Linked DNA regions of Homo sapiens: region 1 is linked to region 2. A link is an interaction called in ENCODE POLR2A ChIA-PET data of the cell type or tissue named here. Cell type or tissue: PC-9. All regions are shown on one strand. Links, peaks and the distances in the headings refer to the core of each region. The heading gives the core; the rest is flanking DNA. Region 1 has its middle 19 kb from the start of NCF2. Region 2 overlaps SMG7 (SMG7 nonsense mediated mRNA decay factor).

Region 1 (2,920 bases), core at 132-2,631, 55 kb before region 2:
GCTTAAAACAACATGTATTTATTTATTATCCACAGTTGCTGGGGGTTGGGACTTTGAGCACAGCTAAGCTGGGTCCTCTGGCTGAGGGTGTCCCCCAGGCTACAATTAAGAGGTGGGGCTGGAAGCTGCACTCATCTCAAGGTTCAACAAAGGCAGTGCCAGTTTTGCACAGGTTGCTGGACTAAGGACCTCAGTGTATCCTGCCTGGCTCAACCCCAAACACATCTCTCTTCAGGATGCTGAGAGAACAAAAGACCTGTGGAACTTCTGCCCTGAGCTCCAGCCTGTCCCAAGTGAAGCCCCTGGTGTTGGCCCTGAGCCCTTTGCTCAGCAATGGTGCATTCATTGTCGATAGTGAACAGTTCCAGGGATGGAGTAACAGGAGACAGGAGAGCATCTCAGCACAAACAAAATTTGCGACGTGATACTGTGAAGTATTCATGGATGAGTCCCCCACCCACCCTCCCTTTTATTTTGTGACTTCCTCCACCTGCCCCCATTCCTGTGGAGAAGCAAGAGGCTGCCATTTGTCCTACAGAATAGCCACGGTGGAGCCAGAGAAAAGAAATGACAAATAGTTGGCAATGGTCCACAAGTCCCAGTGAAAGACAGGATGAAGAGTGTTTGCTGACCAGTCTCCACTCTCCACCAGCCTTTCCTCTTCCAGCCACACCCTGCTCCTGCCCTCCCCTCCACCCCCCAGAAGATTAAGAAGGGAGAGAGACCAGCTGGGGGAGAAACAAAAGTTATACCCTGGACAGGGATGCTGGAGTCCAGAGGAGGGATGCTGGAAGCCCACCTCTCCCAGAAATAGCTAGCTTCAAAGGGAGATATGACAGACCCCTGAGAAAAGTTTGGGGATTTCAGAGTAGGGAAACTTGAGTAGGTTTAAACGTGAAGTGCCTAAGAATGCCTGGAACTGAATGAGATTATATTTTCTGCCAGAAGAAACAGAACTAAAAATAGAGAGTTTGGAAAAAATACAGACTTTTGTTTTTAGTATTTGTATTAGTGGGAATATGCATATTTGCCACAGAAGTGCAATTTTCTGAAGTGGATGTTTTTTGCTTTTGTTCTGCATCCCTCTTATCGTGAAGACATGTTTTCTAAGTCTAGAAATCACATGTATACTAACTGGTACAGTTTTAAAAAGAAAAAAAAAAGGATAATTATGGTTCAGCTCCAGCCCTCTGGAGATTTTCATCCGGAATGTCAGCTTAGATACCGAATGGGAAAATAGAGGGCACTAGATTTCCCCTCTACCCTTGCCAAAAAGATATGTTTCCCAGGCCCCTGTGCCCGGGCCTGCCAGACCCAATTAGAGAAAAAGAACCACATGACACTAAGGCTCATTTCACAGCCCTTTTTACTTCCCTGTTCTGAATGTGACTCAGGAGACACCCAGAAACTGGATGAGGATGAGAGAGCTCCATTTATCATTTCACAAGTGCCGCCTGGTGGCCTGCTATGGAGCATGCAAAAAGAGAGACTATGAATAAGATTCATGCAAAAGAGACACTATGAATTCTCAAGCCTGGACTCACCACCCGTGCCTGGGTCCTTTCTCCTCTGCCCTCCTCACACCCTAGCCTATCCTTGGCCTCCCCCAGAAGCAGAAAGTCTCCTCTTTTTCACCCTGGATGTGGGTGGTTTAGTTCTGAGACCTGAATTGGGGGATCAATTGGCCAAAAGTAACAGGTGTTTTCCCTCCAAGTTCAGGAAGAGCAAATGAACCTAAGAGTCTATGATTTTACCTCCCCAAATGGGTGCTGGGTGGACGGAAGCATGGAGTAATCAGCAGAAGTACAGAAACCTCAACTTGAATGATTAAATGCTTGGGAAATAACTTCTAAAGCAACAGCGATAATGACAACCAATCAAATGCTGGCTTGAGATGCAGCAAACTGGACCCCAAAGAGCCATCTGAGGTCTAGACAGGTGCTTTAGTTTCACACATTATAAAAGGCACAGAAAATCTTACTGAAGGCCAAGGGGCTGAAAGATAGCCAAAGAAAAAAGAAAAAAGAAACAGACATCCTTTTGGTTCACTGAAGTGGCACATCAGAACAGCCAATCTTCTGGAACACTTTAATTCTGGAACAAGGCAGAATTCATTTGAATATATGTGTTCAAAGTCCTAGGAAATTAAGCACAAGGCAGTGACATCTTCTGGAAATGGTATCCAGCCCATACCACATAGAGCTTATAGGAGTCCCTCCTTATCCATGCTTTCACTTTCTGATGTTTCCTTTACCTGAGGTTTCAGTTACCCCTGGTCAACTGCAGTCCCAAAATATTCCATGGAAAATTCCAGAAATTAGTAATTCATAGTTTTAAATGCACATCATTCTGAGTAACATGATGAAATCTCATACAATCAGGATCTACCCTGCCTAGGATGTGAATCATCCCTTTGTCCAGTGTATCCACACTGTATATGCTCCCTACTCATTACTATACAGCAAAAAACATAGTGTATATAGGGCTTGGTACTATCTGAGGTTTCAGGGATCCACTGGGGGTCTTGGAATGCATCCACTGCAGATAAGGGGGGACTACTGTATTTTCTTTTTTTGTTTGTTTGTTTGAGAAAGAGTCTCACTCTGTTTCTCAGGCTGGAGTGCAGTGGCCTGATCTCAGCTCACTGCAACCTCTGCCTCCCAGGCTCAAGCAATTCTCCTGCCTCAGCCTCCCAAGTAGCTGGGATTACAGATGCCCACCACCAGCCTGGCTAATTTTTGTATTTTTAGTAGAGACAGAGTTTCACCATGTTGGCCAGGCTGGTCTCGAACTCCTGACTTCAGGTGATCTACCTGCCTCAGCCTCCCAAAGTGCTAAGATTACACGCATGAGCCACCGTGCCCAGCCAACTACTGTATTTTCATTTGGCCTAGCACTGTTCCCTGAAGGTTTTACCCAA
Region 2 (2,920 bases), core at 120-2,619:
GAAGGGTGACAGATAACAAATTCTGTGTGGAATAGCCAGACAGGGTAATCTTCCTACAGTGGTTTTAGAAATCCATGTGTACTTTTCCTTTTATCAGTGAATGAAGAATGGCTGGAAGGGGAGTGCAAAGGGAAGGTGGGCATTTTCCCCAAAGTTTTTGTTGAAGACTGCGCAACTACAGATTTGGAAAGCACTCGGAGAGAAGTCTAGGATGTTTCACAAACTACAAAGCTGAAGAAAATGAAGCCCTATTACTTGTTTGTAAGATTTAGCACCCTTCTGCTGTATACTGTACTGAGACATTACAGTTTGGAAGTGTTAACTATTTATTCCCTGTTAAAATTTAACCTACTAGACAATGATGTGAGTACCCAGGATGATTTCCTGGGGCACAGTGGGTGAGGAGATGGGGACAGGTGAATGGAGGAGTTAGGGGAGAGGAAAAGTGGATGGAAGTGTCTGGAAAGGGCACGAGAGAGTCTTCCAGGTACTGATCCTGTTTCTTGCTCTGAGTGCTAGCTAGCCAGCTGTGTTCACACTGTAAACATTCATCAAGCTGTACATTTGGTGCACTTTTCTGTGTCATACCACAATAAAAAAAAACCTAGCATCTTACAAAAACAAGACACCCAAGTCCAGGCCCAAGGAGTAAGTACAAATATTCCTGTTTCTGAACCATTACTGTAATTGGCTCTTAAGGCTTGAAGTAACCTTATAGGTTACTCATAAGGCATATACAAATAAACTTGTTTGTTTTCTTTTTTCATTATGTCTTGTTGCTTAAACAGAACCTAGACTGAGTTAGGTTCTCATGGACTACAACACTCAATTCCACAGAGAATTAATAGAATTACATACCTTTGTACATTCTCAGAGAGGAACATGTGTTAAGAACTCAATACTGAATATATATCAATCGCCAACATTTAAGTGATGAAAAGCAGCGGTGTTCATGAAGCTAGTTCGTAAGTAGTATCTTGTTAGCTGACACTTCGTAATACAGTTATGCACTGCTTCACAATGGAGACATGATCTGAGAAACGTGTTGTGCAAACTCATCTAGAGTGCACTTACACAAGACTAGATGGTATAGCCTACTACACAGCTAGGTTACCAGGTATAGCCTACTACTCCTAGGCTACAAACCTGTACAGCATGTTACTATGTTGAATTCTGCAGGCAACTATACCACAATGGTAAGTAAGTATCATCAGTGTAAACAAACATAGAGAAGGTCAGCAAAAATGTATTATAATCTTATGGGAGCATCATTGTATATGCAGTCCATTGTTGACCAAAACATTGTTATATGGTAAATGACTGCATATACTATGCTATACTAATATACATAACAGAATGCTATGGATTTGGCTAACCCAATTGTCCAATTTTTCAGGATTAACTTGGGTGAAGGATTCTGTAACTAACTAAACTATTAGACCTTAAGGCCTGGCCTTAGTTCCTCTCCCTACCCACTTCTTGTTGTAGCGTATGTGGAGCTTTGCTAACAATTTTTCAAGTGTGCAGGCGCCTGTGAAAAGCAGAATAAGGAAGTGAACTGCAGACTGAATCAACATGCAGGTGAAAGGATAGCCGGTCAGGGTGAGCACACAGGCATTAAGGTTAGCTATACCACTGGCTTCCAGCACACAGTTGGAAGACCCAGCAAGCTACCAATCACTGGAAACTTTGGACACAACTCAAAGAAAAGAAACCCCAAAGCTAAGAAGAAGAATTAATTAATGTTGCTGCTAATCAGATTCAGTGAATTTTTACAGGCCAAAAGGATAAACTCTCTGAACTGCCTCAGTAACAGCTACAATAGGAATAAAAATAAAAATGATGGGCTCTTAATTCCTTAACATAAGGCATTCTTTTATTAAATAAAAGAATTTTGATAATCGATTTCTTACTACTCATGCCTTTCCATTACAATTAATTATAATTTCCGTAATTCATTGGTTTGGAATGCTACTAAAAGCAAAATTAACCCTGAAAAATATTCAAGTTCTGACCATTTATGCCTTTCCCTGGATGACCTGTGAGTAGTTGAAATTCTTGCCTTTTAAGTTGGATTTTCTTCAATACTTCTTTTATATCTTTTAGGATAGAAAAGAAAGAATCGATACACAGATCTGGTTGGAGAGAACATGGTTTAATTAAAGGCAAAGCTGATTTTCAGCAGCTGCAGGTCTTGCACAGACAAAAACAAAAAACAAAACCCAGAAAACAAAACAAAAAACCACAAAAGAAAGTTTACTACACAAAACCAGTTTCTGATAAAGATTCTCCTCCCCCTCATTACTCCACAGTGAGGATGATAAGGCGAGGAATCCCGCCCCAAGAGTCAGAAAACATTCCAAACACCAAATTCTCATGCAGAATGGGGCTTTAGATAGGAGCTGGGTATTACTGGGAGTGAGATGGTAAACCTGGTTAGCTTGTCTAGGGCGCAAGAATCAGTGACAGTTCAAACACTGGAATGTTGCAGCTGCCTGAATGCAGAGCTCAAACACACAAACTGGGTAAAGGTAGTAGGAAAAAGGCTTGGGAAGAGGAGAGAAAGGTGGACACAGGGAAGGGGCTGAAGAGAAGCACAAAAGGTTTCATATTGCCATTGGGTAGGGGGCTTCACCTTTTCAGACCTTTCAAAAAAACAAAACCCAAACACCATGTCAAACTAAAAGAGCAATAATGTAAGCATACGGGGCGGGGGGGGCTCCAACCACTCTCTCTGAAGAGCAATGAGCGTTATCTCACCCCTTTTCATTGCTGGGGTTGCCCAGACTGCAGTGACAACTGGGGCTCCTGGATGTGCTTTGCTCTACAGCTGTCTTCCAGCTCTTAAGTTCCACACTAACTCCATACACTCGCACACACAACCCCTCCCCTCTGGGACAGCAGATGGGCACGTGTGTGT

Evidence for each region. Peaks named below come from ENCODE experiments on the same cell type or tissue, not always from the same donor. Only the 100,000 strongest peaks of a DNase experiment are listed, where the experiment ranks them.
Region 1: POLR2A ChIA-PET joins it to region 2 with 6 read pairs; 4 of 35 experiments call an interaction of 5 or more read pairs at or near these places.

Annotation. Positions count from the first base shown.
Region 1 is chr1:183,607,963-183,610,882 of GRCh38, reverse strand. No RefSeq gene overlaps it. Among named protein-coding and RNA genes, the nearest start is that of NCF2, 19 kb to the right of the region's middle. RefSeq lists an enhancer at 1,501-1,650. In PC-9, for the core only: no CTCF peak of the experiment used is centred there; DNase peaks (open chromatin) are centred at 1,412 and 2,362; H3K27ac peaks cover 2,362 bases.
Region 2 is chr1:183,553,408-183,556,327 of GRCh38, reverse strand. It overlaps SMG7 (SMG7 nonsense mediated mRNA decay factor), which reads right to left. Exons shown (of 23, transcript NM_001375584.1): 23 at 2,137-2,920. It overlaps NCF2 (neutrophil cytosolic factor 2), which reads left to right. Exons shown (of 15, transcript NM_000433.4): 15 at 98-766. The coding sequence ends at 210. Among named protein-coding and RNA genes, the nearest start is that of NCF2, 36 kb to the left of the region's middle. In PC-9, for the core only: no CTCF peak of the experiment used is centred there; no DNase peak of the experiment used is centred there.